Linked DNA regions of Homo sapiens: all the other regions are linked to region 3. A link is a loop called in an ENCODE intact Hi-C map of the cell type or tissue named here. Cell type or tissue: mammary epithelial cell. All regions are shown on one strand.

The links. Peaks named below come from ENCODE experiments on the same cell type or tissue, not always from the same donor. Only the 100,000 strongest peaks of a DNase experiment are listed, where the experiment ranks them.
Region 1: it touches region 3 in a loop (10-fold over the local background); 6 of 110 quality-filtered maps call a loop at or near these places.
Region 2: it touches region 3 in a loop (18-fold over the local background); 4 of 110 quality-filtered maps call a loop at or near these places.
Region 4: it touches region 3 in a loop (4-fold over the local background); 3 of 110 quality-filtered maps call a loop at or near these places.
Region 5: a loop joins it to region 3, with 12 times the contacts of the local background. A loop is called at or near these places in 7 of 110 quality-filtered maps.

The regions. Positions count from the first base shown.
Region 1 is chr16:53,944,293-53,948,292 of GRCh38, forward strand. All of the region lies in intron 8 of FTO (FTO alpha-ketoglutarate dependent dioxygenase), which reads left to right. Among named protein-coding and RNA genes, the nearest start is that of FTO-IT1, 93 kb to the right of the region's middle. RefSeq lists an enhancer at 1,665-1,959. In mammary epithelial cell, a CTCF peak has its summit at 1,812 (motif pointing right); no DNase peak of the experiment used is centred here.
Region 2 is chr16:55,292,382-55,296,381 of GRCh38, forward strand. No RefSeq gene overlaps it. Among named protein-coding and RNA genes, the nearest start is that of IRX6, 30 kb to the right of the region's middle. RefSeq lists an enhancer at 2,996-4,000. In mammary epithelial cell, a CTCF peak has its summit at 1,882 (motif pointing right); a DNase peak (open chromatin) is centred at 2,700.
Region 3 is chr16:55,368,843-55,372,842 of GRCh38, forward strand. It overlaps LOC105371279 (a long non-coding RNA gene), which reads right to left and starts at 723. Exons shown (of 3, transcript XR_933600.3): 1 at 544-723. In mammary epithelial cell, a CTCF peak has its summit at 2,388; no DNase peak of the experiment used is centred here; H3K4me3 peaks cover 165 bases.
Region 4 is chr16:55,033,571-55,037,570 of GRCh38, forward strand. No RefSeq gene overlaps it. Among named protein-coding and RNA genes, the nearest start is that of IRX5, 100 kb to the left of the region's middle. In mammary epithelial cell, a CTCF peak has its summit at 1,660 (motif pointing right); no DNase peak of the experiment used is centred here.
Region 5 is chr16:53,547,946-53,551,945 of GRCh38, forward strand. It overlaps LOC105371269 (a long non-coding RNA gene), which reads right to left. Exons shown (of 8, transcript XR_933588.4): 4 at 479-652; 5 at 321-377. Among named protein-coding and RNA genes, the nearest start is that of AKTIP, 47 kb to the left of the region's middle. In mammary epithelial cell, a CTCF peak has its summit at 2,182; a DNase peak (open chromatin) is centred at 2,186.

The sequences.
Region 1 (4,000 bases), 1.4 Mb before region 3:
AAGAAGACAGGCTCTCCTTAAGTGTTCTCATAAGACTCTCATTATGTGCCCAGCGACAGTGAGAAATACTGCTCCATTCCCCAATTGTGTTGGCTACCAGTAGATAGGTAGCTATTTGTCTCAAAGCATGAGTGAGAAATAGGAGAGAAATTTATACGTGAGGATAGGTCATTGTATAAAAGTTGTGCTACCTTCTTTCCATTGTATAAAGTTTGTGGAGGAAAAATGGTTTTCTTTCAGAGTAAATTTAATTAATATGTTTGGGGGCATAGATTCTGAATCAGATTGCCTGGGTTTGAATCTTGGATCCACTTCTATAACTCCAGGCAAGTTACAATTGTGGATTGTAACTAGATGAGTTACTTAACCCCTCTGAGCCTCAATTTTCTCGTTTGTTATTTGCCTAGGGGATGATAATAATAGAACCCATTTCATAGGGTTGATTAAGTGATTAAATGTAAAACACCCAGAGCAAGTACCTGTAACGTATTAGGTGTTCAATAAAAATGACCTATCATGATCTTCAGATCAAAACAATAAAGCCAGGAATAAACCCAGCCACCCTTATCCAAATTGGCCTCTCCTTTGAGAGAATGCCTCATGAAGTAAATATCCTAGCCTCCTGGTAGGGGCCTGATATTGCAAAATTGGTGCAGGGAAGAACACTAGACAGAGTTGGTGCTCTGTGCTCAGCAGTGTCACACAGAATTGACAGGTGGAGGGCTGGACTCCAGTTTGAATCCCATCATTAGTGACTATAGGACTCTGGGCATGTCACAGACACTCTACGCCTTAGCAACTTTATGTAAGAAAGAAGCGACTTGATCTCGATCGCCCCAAAAGTGGGAGGCATCTTCCAGCTCTCACAAGGAGTGGCTCCATACGTGAGATCCCCGGGAGCAGGGAAAAGTGGATGTTACTCCTGATGGGTTTCACTCCTCTACTTCCACTTTCCCTGAAGTCTGCAATTGTACTAATTTTAACAACAATAGCAGCTGACATTTATTGAGAAGTCACTGTGTTCCAGACAGAGTTTTAAATGTTTTATATGATGAGAAAACCGAGGCACAGAGGTGCAGAGTAACTTGCCCAAGGCAACAGCTAGTAAGTAGTGAAGATGGAATTTAAGCCAAGACGGCCCAGGTTGGCCAAGAGCAATAACAAAGCTTTAGTTTTTAATCAACCACTGATACGATTCACTTAGTATTTTAGAGACCTTCTAGGATCCTTCTCAGTGTGGAGATAGGCAGGTATGTATCTTTACATATTTATTTCCTCTGGTACCTAACATGTTTTACACTTTTTAGTTGTGGGTGCATCTCTATAAGGAAATAGTATCCAGCTAATGCATTATCAATCTCCCTGCCATGGATCTTTTAAAGGAAAGTTATCACCTTTATATGCTCTGTCATTTCTTTTATATTGGTTACAGTCTTTTAGAAGGTGGGAGAGTAGGGGTGAAAATTAGAACACCAAAGTTTAGCCTCCAAGAATCTGTAAATCTCTGTAAATCCTCTAAGTCAAGTAATTTTGGGGCTGCGTTAGTCAAGGCTGATTTCAGTGGGTGCCCTTAAGGTGAAAGGGTAGCAATTTATCTACTCCATAATGGGTTAATCACCAGCTGTACAGTTTGTTTATATCTAGGAAACAATTTACCACACATGAAGAGTAGTAATTTTATTCTATCTCAGGGGTATCCCCAGTGTATTTTACAAATTTACTCTGTAATGTTATAGATAAAAGTTTAACTCTGGCTTTCAGTTGAGGAAGTCATGGTGGAGGAGGATGGGGGAAGGGGAAGGAACAGCTCTACTGGCCTGTAGGGGACACTGTTGCATCATTTATTAGAATTTTCCAGTCTATTGTCCCAGGACAAAAAAAACAAAACCAAACAAATCAGAAAACAAAAAAAAATAGTTGAATCACCTTGAAAATGCTTATTAGAATTATTTGAATCGTTCCAATGTGTTTAGAATGTTCAGGACTTCTCAGGTATTGGTCAGACTGTTCAGTATCCATGCGTGAAAGAAATAGGTTAGTGGTTCTTTCTGAGACAGGAGTGTTTGATGGGACTCTTCTGATTACCTTTCTCTCCATAGTCAACTTTGGATAGGGTGCTCAGGACGTTACTTTTTAGTTTAATAAACCTTTAGGTTTAGTTAACCATCTTCATTTTTTATTAAGATATGCTCATATTAAGTTGTTTTGCTTCCAGAATGTATGCTAAATAAATGTCCCAATCCTTGGAAGGGCGTTTTGGAAGTTCCTATTGTCTTCTTTTTATTCTTATATTTTTTTTCACTGAAAAAGTTGCTGTTTACTGAAAAAATGAAGTCATATCTACAAGGAAGGCTTATGTAGGGCCTGGTCTGAACTCCAGGAAGCATATGACCAGATGCTGTGCTACGGCTCTCTTTCCAGACTGTTGACAGCCATTGTATCTGTCCAGGTACCCCATGGCCTGGCCAGCAAAACCTCCACCCCTCTGCCCAGCTCTGGCCTCTTTCCTACCAGAATACGGGCCTGGGAGGCAACTGCAATGAACCCTCGGAAAGCATAGGTTTTGCTAAGGCAGCCTGCACAGTAATGATATTGTTAGCTTGCTTCATTTCCAGTTTCACCATCAATTACGCCATGTGTTTCATCCAGTTGGTGCTACCCTCCCAGTGTTAATTATAACCTACAAGACTGTTACAGTTAATTTTATGGCAAGCATATTGTCTCTTCAAGGCTCCAGAGCAGCTCATAAATTATCTTGAAGGTAAAATGTAACTTGGGGAACTAGTTATGAAAATTCCATCCATCTCGCTTAGGAGCTGCAGCTGCTACTGTCAGCTGCCTTGCTGCTGCACTGTGAAGGAATTATGGTGGGTCAAGTTTAAGAGGGTAGGCCCAGGCTGTCACTGAGGAGAAAGGCTGTCCTGGCCCTGTCAGACAAGTACCTTCTGCCAATCCCTGGTGGTTTCACTTTGCAGGCAGGAAGAGGCAGGCAGCGCAGGTGGATGGTCCCCAAGCTGTCTGTATTCATTACTTTACAGAAACTTGTTGTAGGTAGGCAGGTCCAGAGACCTTTCCTCTTCTCTGTTGTCATGATGTTAGGCATCATCTGCAAAGTGTGAGATAGATAACTCTATAACTAACTCTGGGCTTGGTTCAGGAGAGGAGGAGAATAAGGGGGCGGAAGCTATTAGTGGCAGCACTTCCCAGCCACCCCTTACTGGTCTCCTACTTGGTAATTTCTATCTTGCAAAAGCCCCTGGCTTGAACGAGCATTTTATTTGTGGTGGTGATTTTTCATATAATCTGATAAAGCGAGATTTCACTGTGGACGAATGTACTCGAAAATTGCCTACTAAATAAATTAACAGGTTATCTTATTGGGATAATAAACACACTCCTTTTCTATTTCCTCACACGAAGTCTAAGCTTTACATTTCAGCCCTCGGGGCTTTAGCATTATTATTTTTAATGACTGAACACAAGTCTTTCATTTAGCTTGTTTGTATAGTTACTGTAAATGATCTTTCTGCTGTTGGTACTTCATTTGAAATTCTGCATGTTATGCTAGCTTTAAAAGCTTTGAGGGGGCCTTGGAGAATTGGGAAGCTGTATTAAGCACAGCATCTTCTAGTGGCATTGGAAACGGGCTATGGCAGAAAAGTCAGAGAGGGTGTGTTAAGAAAGTACGCCTGCATGTATAAATCAAAGTCTGAGTTTGAGTGACGCGTACACAAACAGTGGTGGTTTCGGTGGCAGGTTGAGAACTCGCCATTGTAAAGTAAGAGAGCCATTCCCTTAGCTGGTGATTTCTCCTTGTGTGTTTCTGAGCACTTTTATTGCATTCACACATCTACTAGTTTTTGTACGAAGAGTGCCTCAGATCATTACACTGCGGCTGTATAAGAGACCTGGTTTGGAGGGATTTGAAGGACACATGGAATAGTGAATTCATGTCCAAAGAGGCACCGGGCTTTCTGAAGGAAGTATTCGTCTGAGCTTT
Region 2 (4,000 bases), 76 kb before region 3:
TACTCTGAAAAATAAAGCAAATTAAGGGAGTAGCTGGGGAGGGGGGTTGTTCCTGAGAAAAGGGAGCTAGGTAGGCCTCCAGAATGTGAATGAAACACACATATAGCTGAGGGAGGAGAGTTCCAGGAAGAAAGGCAAGTGCACAGGTGGGAGAGTACTTGGGAGTTTGGGAAAGGCATTCTGAGTGTCTGGAGTGAGGTGAGGCAGAGGGAGGATAGGAAGAGATAGACCAGAGAGGGAGGCAGGCTGCCTGCTGCTATAAGGAGTTAGGATTTTCCTCTGAATGAGATGGGTTTTGAGCAGAGGTGTAACATGATCTCATTTGCATCTTAAATGCCTAATTCTGGCTTCTGCCAGAACAACAGACTGAGGGGCCAAGAGGGAGAGAGGAGGTAGGAGGCCAGGTCGGAGGCTGCTGCAGGATCCAAGCAAGGGCATGATGTGACTGTGACCTGCATAGATGGGCATGGGGAAAAGGAGTCATTTTCCAGATCAATTTTGATGGCAAGCAGAGGGAGATGAGAGACACAGTAGTTAAAGATGACTCTGAGGTTTGATCCTGAGCACCTGGAGGGTCAGTGTGGGAGGTGGAGGTGTGAGGTGGGACAGGGGAGTTAACCTGTGAATCTAAACATCTTCCCATGTTTAAATAAAATGAGGTTATTACTCACATTGAGGGGCTGTTGCGATGAGCAAATGATGTGAGTGAAGGCAGATTTAAACCTAGCTGCATTATGTCAAGGTTAATCTTTACTCCCCTGTCATTTTTACTTGGCGTCCATGCCATATTCTTTCAAGCTTTCTTACCTATTGCTTCAGAACCTTGGTTTCTTTCCAGCAGACAAATCAGAGTAACCCTGGGAGAGTTTTCATTTTACAGATGCCAGGTCCACCCCTCACCTGTGAATGGGAGGTCCTGGCAAAGGCTGTGGGCTTGGGCACTCCCAGGTGTGTCTGCCGTGCACTCGGCTCAAGAACTGGAGCTTGGCTGGGCATGGTGGCTCAAGCCAGCACTTTGAGAGGCCAAGGTGGGAGGATCACTTGAGGCCAGGAGTTCAAAACCAGCCTAGGCAATATAGTGAGATACGTCTCCACTAAAAATAAAAAAATAATAGCTGGATGTGGTGGTGTGTGCCTGGAGACCCCGCTACTTAGGAGGCTGAGGTGGTAGGATTGCTTGAGCCCAGGAGTTTGAGGCTGCAGTGAGCTATGATTGTGCCGCTACACTCCAGCCTGAACAATAAAGAAAGACCTTGTCTCAAAGAAAGAAAGAAAGAAAGAAAGAAAGAAACTAGGGCATTAGAGGGAACAGGCAAATATGTGAAGATGAGACACAGATGAAACACAGGGTTCTAGCTTAGAAGGCTCTCTAATCGTGGAGCCCAAAAGACTTCAGTTTAAATAAATAGTATTAGGTTTATTATTAACTTAATAATATAGTAAGATTCACTCTAATAATAGAGGGAAATTTGAAGAAAGGAAAAATTTGAATATTTTTGATATTAAAAGTGAGGTTAAAGTGATTTTATATGAGAAAAAACATTTTATTGTTGTAAAGACAGTAGACTACATATTGGAATCATGTAGAAAGTCTTAATTTCTGAATATTCAGTAAGAATTGACTAACACTTTAAACAGTGTAAAATAACTGCTTTAAAAGTCATTTGTGTGTATATGTATGTATACAATATATATATCAGTGAATATAGAAAATAGCAGAAATTACTCAAACTCTTATCAGTCATATTATATGTGGTTTTTAAATGTTTGCTTTCGAAGAAGCACAAAGTAAAAATTTACCAACCACTATCACTCCCAAAAGGCAATGGCACGCTGACCTTTGCTATGAGTTTTGAATTGCCTAACTCCTCCACTGGGGGGTAGCATCTTACATTATTTCCTCTCTGACTCTTATTTCCACCTGGAATATGGGCACACAGTAATTTTGAAGGAAAGAGGCAGGGAAGTGTCTTACACGCCTGCAAATTTAGTGAGTCCTCATCCATTTGGAAGAAAAAGAAATAGATGCTCAGAAAGGTTAAGTGACTTGCCGGAGGCCACACAGCTGGAACTGCTCAGAACTGGTGCTGGGACCCAATTTTAATTGCAAGGACCAGTTTGGTAACCACAATGCAAAGTTCCTCTCTGAGTCCAAAGAAATTATTTCAATCTACCATCAAAAGAGTCCTAAAAGATCAGAGGGTCTGACTACTTATGCGAGTCTCAAAATGGTTTTGGAAACTACAAAGCACTATACAGATACAAGGAGTTTAATTGGTAATAAAATTGTATCCTGGCTGCTTCCTATGGTCCTACCAACATTGCAAACTCCTGGAAGAGGAGCTATGCCTTTCCCTTTGCTTAGAGCCCTCCTGCTGGTGCCCAGCACCCAGTGAGCCCCCCAAACATGCTCACTGAATTGTGCATCTGAATTTGTCCCCTCTGAAATCAGAGGAGGCAGAATTAATTCGGTGAGGAGGCAGAATTAATTCGGTTGCACTGTATTATTAATGTTGCTGAGACTGATATCAGTGTTGAATGCCAGAGGAGCATTCCAGCTGCCTGTCTTCTTGAATAGGAAAAGAAAGTGAGATGAAACAGTTTCGAGTTTCCCCAGTGAGGCCCTGCCTGGTGCTGATTCACTGACTTCTGTTCAGTCTCTGCACCAGAGCGTCCAGTGAATTCCAGGCCCCGCGTCTCACCAACACCACCTATGCCAACAGCTGACATGATGGGAGCTTACCAGATGCCAGACACTGTGCTGGGCTTTACATGTGTATGCTTATTTAGTCTTGCCCACACCCCAGGTCTCAGGAACTACCAAGAATCATCCTTATTTCACAGCTGAGGTTCAGAGAGGATAAATAACTAGTCTGTGGTTAAACAGTCACAAGACATACATCTGTGTTTTTAAGCCTGAATTATTAACCAGTGTACCCTCTAACCTCTGAATATCATAGATGAATCAGTACCTGACCAGTTCACCAAACTCTGGACACCAAGTAAGAAGCCCAAAATCCAAAAAAATATATAAGCCAGAAACAAAGCCTAGGAAGGAAGAATTAATACCACAATCTCAACCTCTCTGTCTCTCTCTCTCTCTCTCTCTCTCTCTCTCAGCACAAGATATTTCCTCTATATTTCATAGAATTAGTTTTGTGTATTCTGTTTGTGCACCAGGACATTGGAATGGAAAGGCAAGAAATCACTGTTACCTCAACAAATAACTAATGTAAAAAGCAAAGGACGTCATTTGAGTTATTGAAGTTCAGAAGTATTTCAGGACACATTTACCAGTGAGTTAGGCATCCGCACTCTTGGGAAACAATGCCCAGGTAATTATTTTAAATGAGCATTAATTATGTCATTATTAGAAATGGGGAGAAAATGCAATTTCCTTCTGTCACTTCTTGATATCTTAACTAGAGGAATATTTGCCATGCTATTATAACAAGTCACTGTTCGCATAATGGTGCCCAGGCAATAATACAGAGACATGTACATTTTCATATGAATATATCATGCCTAACTAATGAGATTGCTCATTTCATAACTTCAGTTCCATTTTTATTATTTCATAAAACTGGAAGTCCTTATCCATTTTATGAAAAACACCAAACCTTTGTGAAATTCATTAAATAAGCATAAAAAATTCATTAAACAAGTGAATTGCATTCAGGGCTGCTTTGATGCAAATGCCCTTTAAGCAATGTAAAACTCCATATTGATTTAACCTTTCATGTTCTGATATTTCCATGTGGATATAAAAAAAATTCTTTATTCAGGGAATGAAATTAAGTGCTGATCCCTTGATCTCCGGCTGGGCAAGATAGATTGGTCAATTTAAGTAGCTGCTGCTGATCAGCAAACAACTGAATTTAAAAGTATTAAGCCATGTCGATATTTTAAGTATTGTCACCTGCACATCAAGCAAAGAGAAAAAATTATTATTCCAGCTCAATTAAGTTTGTGTTTGCTGTCAAGCTGACCTTGAAAGGGC
Region 3 (4,000 bases):
CATGGACCAAATATTGTCACAGTCAGTCATCGACTGTGCAAGACTCTTTTTGTACCAACCTCATGAAAAGAAATTTTATTTTTAAAGATTGCCTCTCATTACAACAAGTATTACCCCAAACGGTCGAAATAACAAAAAAGAATTTGAAGCCTAGCCAATGACCTGACTGCTTTATACAATATTGATAGGACAACCCCCTGGGCAACAAAGGAATCTGATGGTGCCTCGGTTTTCTTTGTAATGAGATTTGGCCAGGATCAGGAAAATCATGTATTTATTTAAAATGGATACCCTGACTGCTTCTCAAAAGGTTTGAAGTGGCTTGCAAAAACCAACCAACCAAACAAACAAAAAAAGCCAAGATGTTTTAAGACTTAAAAAACGTTAAGAGTACAAAAAAAGAGAAAAGAAATAATCAAATGCATTAGCAGCCCGGGCGAATGCAGCTCCTTTAATTGAGCATTAAACAAACTTAAACGTAGCATTTCCTGTTCCAGAAGCAAGCAGGGCTGAAAACTTGGCTGGTGCACCACTAAAGCTTACCAGTTGTGTTTTCGGCTGGCATCCACTCCAACTGGATGATGCTCATGCTGTATTATATGTTAAATATTGTTATCATTATTCCAGGAGCCAGGCAGAGAATAGGCACTCAATAAATGGCAGCAGTTTTCAGTATTTTTCTCCTGCATTCCCAGCTGCCATATCACCTGCAGCATTCAGTTAATATCTATTTCAAATGCACATAAAATATATTCATGTTTTCCCTTTAAGCATCTGACTGTTAAGTGCCCTCTACCAGCAAAAGGAGGCAAGGACGTGATCTTTCTTGGGGCTCTATTTTCCTCTATAGGAGAAATGAGTACAAGAGGCCACAGCTTAATCGATGTTTACCAAAAATCTGACTTTTTGTTCCTAGCTGGGATTTTGCAACCACATTATAAATAACTTGAGTAACACACGAGGAGGATGCACCAATTCTAGTCCATTGCTGAATAATGTGTAAACACTATATGGAGTTTCTTTCATGTCTGCAAAAAAGGCGGGGGGGGGGCACGTTTCTCTCCTTTTCTCTAATTTTCTTTATATTTAAGTTTCTCACCTCTGGAGGAGTGCATGGAGCTAATTGTGCATTTCCCTTGTGTGAATAAAGGACGGAGTGTCTGCTTTCACTTCAAATTGCTTGGCCCTCAATCAACATCACCATAAATGTGACATATGAATATTAAATCCAAATATTTTATTGGTGCAGATAAATATGATTTGTAAAAAGAGTCAAATTAACAATCCATTACATACTAATGGGCTCTAATCAATAAGTTTAATTTGACTAAAAGGAGAGGGGCGGGGATGGAGGGGGAGAAAAGAGACTCAATTACACCCAAATGGTGCCATTTAAAATTATAAAGGTGACTGACTTCTACAACTTTTCAGCTGTATTCTGACTTGGGGGCTTATGGACCCAACACCGGAGCTGTGTTGAAAGTGAGCATCTGTCTGTGGTTTACACTCATATTTCCAATTATTTTTCTTTAAAATTAACCACTGTAAATACAAAAAGTACTGAGAACAATGCAAACGAACAAGATCCCACAAAACAGAAAGAAAAACGTGTCTTTTAAAAGCCGTATTTGCTCCAGATTAGTTTAGTAAAAATGAAACAATGCACATAAATCCGAAGTTTCTTTTGTCCCGTCTCTATCTTAGCCTTCTCTTTCCCTTCCTCCTTCTCCAGCGGCTGGACTAAATGTTGTATGTTTCCTTCTTGCCTTCATTTCTGTACTTTCACTACATCTAGAGGAATCCAGAAGCCATGGGGAGTAGCACTTGGTGTCTTTGTGAAATTCTACAACTTGCTTTTTCCAACTGTCAACCTAGTTCGTTCCTTTTAACTGTGATGTAGTATTCCACTATGTGATTCTGTCACTTCCTTTATTCTTTTATTTCTCTCTCATTCTCTTACTGATGGATGGTTAGGTTGGATCACCTTACTATAGTTATTCCGACATCAATTAGGGGAAAGGTGCCCAGGTCCCTGATTATTGAAGTAGATTTTAGATCCTTGGACAGATCGCAGCCTCACCTACGGGAAGATCTACATCCCCTCCTCCAGGGCTCTACCGAGGGAGAACCAAGGTAGAAAAGCATGCCTTTCCGGCTGCTGCTTTTGCATCTTATACGGATAGCCGGCTCATGGCAATGTGACTCAAGCTGGCAGGGGTCTTTGAGCATCAAACGTGTCCTCCTTCCCTCTACCTACTTCGGCTCCGGTTTCTCTCCCGAAGCCTAAATAAAGAAGGTAACAGACAACACCTCTATTGGCAGAGGCTTCTGCCTTTTCCGTCAGGCTGGCTGCAGCACATCCGTAATCCTTATGTCAGCCTGCACTCTAGCGTTGCCGGCCCGGTCCAGCATCTGACAGCCGCGAATCCAAAGCTGCCGGCCTCTCGTTTCTAAGCAGCAGCTCACAGCGCCAGCCGCCCTCCCGCAGAAGGGGAACAAAGCCCGGCGGACTAGCTCACTATCTTCTGGGTGGCAAGGAAATCTCAATTATACACCCAAGGGATGTGGTTTGTGAAAAACTAGAAAGAATGTTTAAATTGTGTACGTAAATTGTTTTGTTTTACAAGCTGGGGTAAATCAGCACATTTGCAGCCCATATTTATCTGATCCACTCCATAAGACTCTTTTTGAATGCCTGCCCTTGATGTGGGGTAGATGCCTATGCAAAACATAACCGACCCCTAAATTCAATTAGGGCATTGGGGGGAAAATGGAAATCTTGCTTTGGGGTTAGTCATGACTGCTGAGAACTTCTCAGAATAGTTTCTTGGCTGTAACCGAAGATTGAAATCGAAGGATACGATTTCCAACGGATGCTGAGTAGTCAGAATGTTGGTTCGAGCTAGCCCTTTTAAGAAAAAGATGGTAAGTGAAAGGCCTTCCTCTAATCTGATTTCTGGCTCATTAAAAAAAATTCTTTGTGTCACCCCCAGCATAGGATAGTCAACATTTATTGAGCTGGATATAGTATAATTAATGTTCTCTGTCCCAATAACAATACATGATGGAAGATGGGAATGTATCATTCCATGGGACAAACTTTAAATTGCAAAAAAAAAAAAAAAAAACACCCCAAGGAAAACAATATTTGAAAAGAGAGTGTTTTATTTTTATTCACCTTTTAGCAGGAGAGCACACCCCAGGGATGTGGTTGATGAAGAAGTAGGAGTGTTTAAATTGTATATACAAACTGTTGTGTTTCACGAGCTGGGATAAATCACAGACAGAGGTCATGGTGATCAGAAAAGTTTGAGGTGGTGTGGAACCTAAGCAGGAATAATCTTCTGGCTTTGACCACGGGCTGCTGAACCCTAATCGCTGATAACAGCCGTCGAGCAGCAGAGAAACTCCACTTCATATCGATGTGGCATTTACTTTTTCAGAAAGCCCCCCACTCTGGCCGGCACTTATGGCAAGATAATTAATAGTCCCCTGAGTTATAGATTCCGAGCTAAAGGTAACAGTACATAATGGAAGTCAAGGTCACCCATAATACAGTAGCTTCTATAACAAAGGGGATTATTACTGCAATTACCGTCCTGTTGGAAAGATTTTATAAGTTTTCATCATTTTAATTCTTAAATCTTCCTCTTGCCAGTGAAGTTTAAACTCTCCGATTTATGATGGAGGAATAAAAGCCTCTCTCCTCCCACCACAAAAGCTTTCTCTTTCGGAGCAACCTAGGTGGTTTCTAGTGAGGTCGATGAGAGAAAGACAGCCCTGTTTACCCACGAGGCCTTCAGAAAATCTCCCCAGGCGGGGCATGTCCGCTTCGTGTTGTCCTGTCCTGTGCCGTGTCAGAATACTAAAATACACTCATACCCCTTATGAAGCATAATATTTTCAGCTTAAAATGAGAATGTTTTCTAGTTTTGTTGATAACATTATTATTCATTTGCAGTTGATGGTACTTTTCTTCTCCTCTTGGAGCCAATGATTT
Region 4 (4,000 bases), 340 kb before region 3:
AACCTTTCCTCTCCCAAATTCCTCAGCCCTCTCATTAGCGGTTGTGTTTGTGGATAATAGCTATAATGAGGAGGCAATAAAAAAATCCAGAATGTGCCGCCCGGCCTCTCCTTAACCCTTCCACGGGGAGCGCCTGCCGGCTCCGGCTGAGGTCTTAATGACTCCGACGCAAACCCAGGGGCCGGGAGTGGGCATTTGTATTACAGCTGGATTATTTAATCCCCATTAGTTAAAAATGCCGGGCCACAGGCCAGGAGCCCAGGAAAATAAGTGGCGACAGGTGAGAGAAAAATAGCCTCCCAGAGGCCTCGGCGGCCACTTCAAAGGCCATGGCCCAGCCAGGTAATTGAGGCCCTAATGGACGCCATGTCCGGGAAACAGCTTGGCCAGAGATGCCCCTCCGTACAGGAAAGTGGACGGGCAGAGGGGTGGGGAGAGGCAGCGCTAGCCAGGCCAGGCCCAGAATGGCCCCTGTAATTAGGCCAGAATGGAGCAAATACCTTTTTTGTCAGGCGCTGTGTGGCGTTCTCATGACTTCCATTTTGGGAGGTGAGAGGAGTGTCTTGAACTAGACGTGAACAGGGCTCGGGAAAAACTGGTCTCTGCACTGCACCAGCCGCCACCCAGATTGGTACTTCAAGGGACGAAGCAATTGTGTGACTGTGTGTTCATGTATGTGTGTTTTCACATGCATGTTTGTGTGTATATTTATGTGTGCTTGTGTGTATGAGTGTGTTTGCACATTATATGTGCTCGTGTGTATGTGTATATTTGTGTGTATGTGCATCTTTGTGGATATATGTGTGTGTGTGTGTAGGGATGCCTTCCTCTCTGTCTCCCTATTTCTTTCTTCTCACATTTGGAATCTCACTGCAAGAAGTTATGGCAGCATCCTGTATCCACTTGCTTCCTTAGAACAGTCTCCCCATCCTTTAGACTGTCCAGTTGAGTTTCTAGAATTCCAGCTCAGGGCTGAAGGCTGGGGTGGTTATTGAGATGGCAGCTTCAATCAGCAGGGTGCCAGGAAGGAGCTCCTCTGCCCTGCAATAGCGATGGGCCGGTCTGGGCCCCAACTGCCCCTCTTGGCAGAATTCACTTATCAGCTGCCCCAGTGCTCACACTCCCAACAAAGGGGCCCCAAGGATCAAGTTGCCCAGGTCCAGAGAAGCAGTAAAGCAAAATGCAGCCATTCCCATGTGCAGGTCCCTGGAGGACCTCCTTCACTTTTGTGCCTCATATTCACAGGCTACTTTGACCATGACTCGTTACATTATTTTTCATTAAGCCAACTCATTTCCTAACTGAAATTTATTTTAAAAAGAAACGTTTCATTGCTACCAGAAATGGAAAAATCAATATCACTTGACATAAATAGCAGATAGTGATAAAAATGAACACAATGAAAATAGCAGGAGATTTTAAATTCCAGCTAGCTACTCTGGTCAGTTCAAGGTTCCACGTTCGAGGCTGGGCTTTCCTTTTGTTGAAAAGAAGCATTAGCAAATGTTAGGGAAGTGTTAAGAAAGTCTAGCACCAATGGCTTTCTTTCTGATGTCATCCAGAAATGAAAGCGCATAAATGTTCACTGCATGGTGATGGTTGGAGTGAATGTCACTCCCAGGTGCTACCCAAATATTCGCTAAGCCCACAGGTGGCGCCAGTGAGCGGTTAAATGACTGGGCTTTGAAATCCCCGCTGCCCAGCACCCCTGGGAAAGCTGGCTGGTTTCTCAAGCTTGGTTTCCTCCTCTCTAAAATGGAGGTAAAACAGGACGTATGTAGGGAGAGTTGAAGGGAATGGAAGGAAAGTTCTGTGCAAAGATGCCACACACGGTGAGCTCTCCATTGGCTCCAAGTTACTTGTGCAGAAGGAGGGCTTTGAGTGCATTCTAATAGTTGAAGTTTCCCAGGCTTGACCGAGAACTCAGTACCAAGTCGAGCTGAGCTGGGTGGGAGTCATGAGACCTTCCCTTGCCTTGAGCCAGGGAGAGAGATGGATGTTGAAAGCAGATAACAGGACCCTGCAGGCTCTTCCTCTCACACACTCACTGATTGCTAAGGTGAGGGGACGACCCCTTTTATAAGGGAGAGAGTTCCAGGGACTGGTGAGGGGTCTCCCCAAGGTCCCTTAGAGATGGGGGTGAGGCGGCTTCCTGCTCAGACCTAAGGCATAACCACTTACATAAGCCAGGCACTCTTTGGAGCATTTATGCAAACATGAACTCACTTAGTCCCAGTGACACTTAGGGACTGTGATAGATAAATACTAGGAGTTAAGTGCTCTTGGTAGCCCCATTTTACAGGTCAGGCTGAAGAACTTGCCCAAGTTCACACAGCTCATTCATTAAGTGTTGGAGCTGGGATTTGAACCCAGCCAGGCTCTGAGCTCTTAACCACTAGGCCAGAGCTGCCTCTCTTCAGATGTACACACATGTGGCCATGGTGTATGTGGTGTGGGTGTGAGAGTGTTGTGTGTGCGTCGGTGCCTGTGTGAGTCAGATTGGGGTGTCTGCAGCTTGGGTCACCTCCAGGCAGCTGGGACCAAAGGAGTTTATTTTACAAAACCAAACCCTGCTCATTTCAGTCTGTTAACATGAAAGCTGCCTCTAATTCCATCTACAAATACCACATTCTCTGAGCTACGATTGGCAGGGGTGACCAGAATCACCCCATTTTGCGTTCCTTTGAGTCACCAAGTGGAGCAGTGGGAGTGTGGCCATAATTCAGGATTCAGCACTCAGATTTCATGAGACAACATCAGGAATGCCACTGTAACCAGCCTGACTCCTCCATGGCACAGGGAGGGGGCCAAGGGTGCAACCCAAGCTGCACGCTGCTGCCCGGTTCCTGCCCGGGACAGGGGGCCAAGGGTGCAACCCAAGCTGCACGCTGCTACCCGGTTCCTGCCCGGGACAGGGGCCCAAGTTGGCGGCCCTCCTTCGGCCCAGACAAGCATTGGCTCTGTCAGAGCTGAGGCTTAGGGCTGACTGCCCACCCGGGAACTGCCTTGCTGCCCTCCACAAAGACAGGGAGTTTGGTTTATAAATATGCACCCAGCTGGCCTCTCACCTTCTCACTGGGATTGGGCATTTCTGTGGCTATAGGACAGGAACCCAGCTGGCTGAATGCTGCCTTTGATGCGAGCCAGAACTGCCTTCGTGCTGGGGGAAGGCAGGCCGGATGCAGGCTCTGAGGCCACGCGCTTGGGGCCCCACTGGGCACTGTGGCCCTGTAGGCTCCTGAAGGACAAGGGTGGAGGAAGCAGGGCCGGGAGTTTAGCAAAATGTATTGTTCTTTTCACTACCTGCAGCCCTGCCTCCGTCAAAGGCCCATATGGTCTCTGTCCTGGACCATCACACCCTTCCCTCCTCCATTCAATCCTCTGAGCATCCCCAGGGCTGTTGTCCTGAAGCCCACCTCTGATCTTGACCCACTTCTAATCTTGAAGCTCCAGAAGCCCATCAGTGCCCCCACCCCAAATCTTTCCTTGCACACAAGATTAAGTAAAAAATTTCTGATCATGGTTATGAAGAGCTCTCCCAGTGCAACTCCAAACTTTATCTCGTAGGTAACTTAGACACTAAGTTGGCCCTCCTAGATGCCCTTGGCTGGGCAGCTGCACCCACTGCCAGCTGCTGTGAATATTGTCCACTAAGGCTCACAGCTGCTGCTCTCTTCAGACATTGCCTTGTGCTGAAATGCCAGGGAAGTTAACCCCTTCTGCCATAAATCACTGCAGGGGAATCCCTGTCTTCGTTCTGCTTTCAGGATACCTAGCCTAAGACAGGAAAAAAGAGAAAGCAAATCCAGGCAGCGGAAATGGGCACACGAAAAGTTTGCTAATTCTGTTTTTTCAAATGGAACAGAATTTGTCTTTTAATTTAATATAGTAAGCATTTATTAAGCATACTGTCATTCACCAGGATATACATGCCCAAATCACTCATCGTATATTTACAGGCATAACATCATATATAGGCATATACATTTACACACACAAT
Region 5 (4,000 bases), 1.8 Mb before region 3:
TAAGTCAGTGTATTGAGTCCTTAGACCACATCTCACATCTGAGAGGGGCCAGGGTTTTTTCTAACACCCACTGGATGTAGTTACCACAGCTCTGTGACCTCAGAGGAACCCAGCTTCACCTTATAAGACATGGAGGAGAGGAAAGGGCAAAGTATCTGTGGGCACAAACTGTGGACAGAATGTGGGAACAGGAAAAATAAGCCAGGGGTGATATTAACCATGACAAGTGGTGAGGTTTGGGTGATGAAGATACATTAAAATAATCCTGTCTTTCTTAATCTCCTGAGCCCTTGGTAATGCTCTATTGACTAAATACTTACCAGGTTAAAAACATGTCTTGCTTCCTGCTTTCCTGGAGGCACTCCAGTCTAAATCATCTACAAGGTAAAGAATTTATCAAAAACCATTCTGATAACTTTGACTACCTCCAGCTGGGATGCCCTGCAAAGCTTCCCGAACACCAAGGATCACCACTTACCATCACACTCTTTCTGGAACTGTGAATGCTCTGGGCTCCTGAAGTTAGATTTTGGTTTCAGATGCGATGTTAAATTCTAGGAGGTTGACCCTGGATGGCAACTTGATATATGTCTCAGAGGCCTTGAAGGTACATGCCCTCTTTGATCCAGAAGTTCCAGAGCTAAGAGTGTATCTTAAGAAATGTCATCAGTACAAACCTTATCATTGTTAAAAGTCAGTAATCATGTGTGGCATAAGTAAATTATGGTATGCTCATATGAAAGAATACTCTGTAGCCATTCAAAATCATATAGAGGAATATGCAGTGACATGAAAGAAAGTTCCTCTCCTATGGGTTAATGAAAATTATAGTACCATGTAAAGTTAACAGTGGTCATCTTTGGTTGATAGGATTATAACTGAGATTTTTAAATTCCTTTTTGTCTTGTTTTCCAAATTTTCTGCACAAAGCAAATATTATTTATTTATTTTCAGCGACAGGGTCTTGCTCTGTTGCCCAGGCTGGAGTGCAGTGGTGTGATCATAGCTCACTACAATCTTGAACTCCTGGGCTCAAGCAATCCTTCCGCCTCAGCCTCCCAAATAGCTGGGACTACAGGCATGTGCCATCACACCCAGCTATTTAAAAATATTTTTTGGTAGAGACAGGGTCTTACTATGTTGCCTGGGCTGATCTCAAACTCCTGGGCTAAAGGGATCCTCCCACCCAAACCTCCCAAAGTGTTGGGATTACAGGCATGAGCCACTGCACCCAGGCTGTTGGTGCAGTGGTGTGATCTTGGCTCACTGCAGCCTCAACCTCCCAGGCTCAAGCGATCCGCCCACCTCAGCCTCCCAAGTAGTTGGGACTACAGGTGTGCGCCACCACACATGGCTAATTTTTGTATTTTTGTAGAGATGGGGCTCTCCCGATGTTGCCCAGGAAGGTCTTGAACTACTGGGTGCAAGCAATCTGCCCACCTCGATCCCCGAAAATGCTGGGATTACCGCACCTGACTTCAGCTGGTAACTTTTTAAGTAGGAAAAAACTAATTCCACTTCTGAGTAGGAAAAAAATAATAGAACAGGATAAAAATCTTACTGGCCTTTATGGGACTGACTTCCAGCTTCCACTTTGTCATGAAAAGATTCTATGTTCCTTGTGTTTCTAACTTGTCCCAAACACTATATTCACAGGTTGTCTCGGTTCTTCCTCTCTCACTATTCCTGTGGAAATGTTCCAGACATAAAGGACAAGTAGCAAAAATACCCTCTGATGAGTAAATAATAGGATGCATTCAGATCTGACTTAATTATTGCACTTAACACAGAGCCAGACACGCAGTAGGTGCTAATTAGCTGTTGAATGAATGAAAGAAAATGCAATCTTAGTATTTTAAGGGCTTTTATTTTTTCCATTGTTAAAATAGGGAAAATGTGTTAAAAAAAAAAAAGACATTTAACTCAATTCATAACAAACAGTGGTTTAAAATAGAAATTCCAAACCAATTTTGGCTAAAAGGATGCTAGTATATTCTGAACAGCTGCTGTTGTAGACACAGTCTGAAATAAATAACTTCCAGTGTGGTTCCAAGTCTGTGTTGAATAAACAGCACAGATACAGGAACGAGCTTTATTAGCGTTAATTGCAATGAGTCTGCGCAGCTCAAAGGCCGGATTCTTGCTCACGGCGAAATCTAGCAGTGATGATCCTTCCTCCGGCTGTAGATGGAGCCATAACATTACTAAATACGATCCCAGCACGTGCGTTGGGGGTTTTGTGCTGTAAAAGCCAGATGTTTGGAACTTTTCTGGCTTTAGTTTCTGAGTGTGAACAACCAGAAAACTCAGACCTCTATTTTCTCTGACGCTGACTGGGCTTGGAGAAGCCAAGAGACTCGCTGGGGTGGCTTCAGCTTTCATTCTCCCAGCAATTATCACCTCCTCTCACCTTCTTCTCTGACAATTTCTCTGCTTGAGGGCATCCCGGGGCTGTCAGTCCTGCCTCAGCTGGTGACTTTGTTTAGAAAAATCAGACCTGAATCCAACTTTTCCTCCCATTCTCTTGCCTTCTTTTCACAAAAGCCACTCACAAGCAAGGCGCCTGGGGCTCTCCAGACTTCCTGGGCCAGAGAAGTTCAGGATGGGTTTTCACACCCACAAACGGGGGCCTCTGCGAGCTGGGCGGGCGCAAACTCCACTGTCTCCCCACATCTGTTCTTTCTCCCCCTTCCTGCTCCATCTCTCCTCTTTCTGCACCACCCCAACCTCCCTCACTTCTTTCTTCCCCGTCTCCTCCCTCTTCTCTTCCCCCCTCCTCCACACACACAGCCCTGTAGCCAGAGTCTTGAGACAAAGGCCGTTTCTACATGTGTCTCTGCATGACTCCCCACTGGCCTGCGGCATCTCATCGTGTCACTCCTTCCTCCAAAATATTCCACAGCTTCCTCCCTGCCCTCATTCTGGGGAAGTCCAACCTCCTTGGTTGAGGTTCTAGGGTATAGATCTCCCTTCTGCCTTCCCCAATCCCAGGCTGGGGAGATGAGGCCGACCCAAGCTACCCTGATGCTTCATGCCTCGGGTCCCATTCCTCCTCCACCAGCTGAGATTTTACTCATCTCCCGAGGCCAGGTTACATGCCCCTGCCTCCTTCAAGCAGCCCTCTTTGCTTGCCTCCGGTGGGAATTTCTTTCTCTCTCCTATGGAAGGACTTTGTGATGGCACTTGATGGCATTCTAGATTCGCCTTGGATTCTGATTACTTGGGTGCACATCTGGGTGATGAAATGACGATTTGAAGGTTTCCCCATATGTCCTTCTGCACTGCAGTCTTTCCCGTTCACTCAGCGCATTCTTGCGAGGCTCACTGTTACAAGAGAAGGGAGCAAGGAATTTATACCATGGACAAAGTCTTCTCTTCCCTGGCCTTGGAGCTGCCAAAGTGACTCCATATAGCTTTAGGTGACTGTGTGCCTTGAAAGAGGATGTCGGGCCTGGTGCAGTGGCTCACGCCTATAATTCCAGCACTTTGGGAGGCCGAGGCAGGCAGATCGCTTGAGGTCAGGAGTTCAAGACCAGCCTGGCCAACATGGTGAAACCCTGTCTCTACTAAAAATACAAAAATTAACTGGGCATGGTGCCGTACACCTGTAATCCCAGTTACTGGGGAGGCTGAGACTGGAGAATTGCTTGAACCCGGGAGGCAGAGGTTGTAGTGAGCTGAGATCACACCAGTGCGCTCTAGCCGAGGCAACAGAGTGAGACCCTATCTCAAAAAAAAAAAAAAAAAAAAAAAAGAAAGAAAAGAAAAGGAAGAGAAAAGAAAAGAAAGAGGATGTCTTCACATCCTTGGGCTGGCTAGGAGGAGGGCAGAGGGTGAGTTGAAGAGGATAGGAGTGCAGATGCTGCTGGGTCCTGGAGAAGGTGCCCTGTACATGCCCCACAGACCTAAACCTGGGGGCACTGGGTTGGGAAACCACTGATTCCCAGACAACTTTGTTGGATCTGAGTAGCAAGCTCTGGAGTCTTGCTTCCTGGGTAGG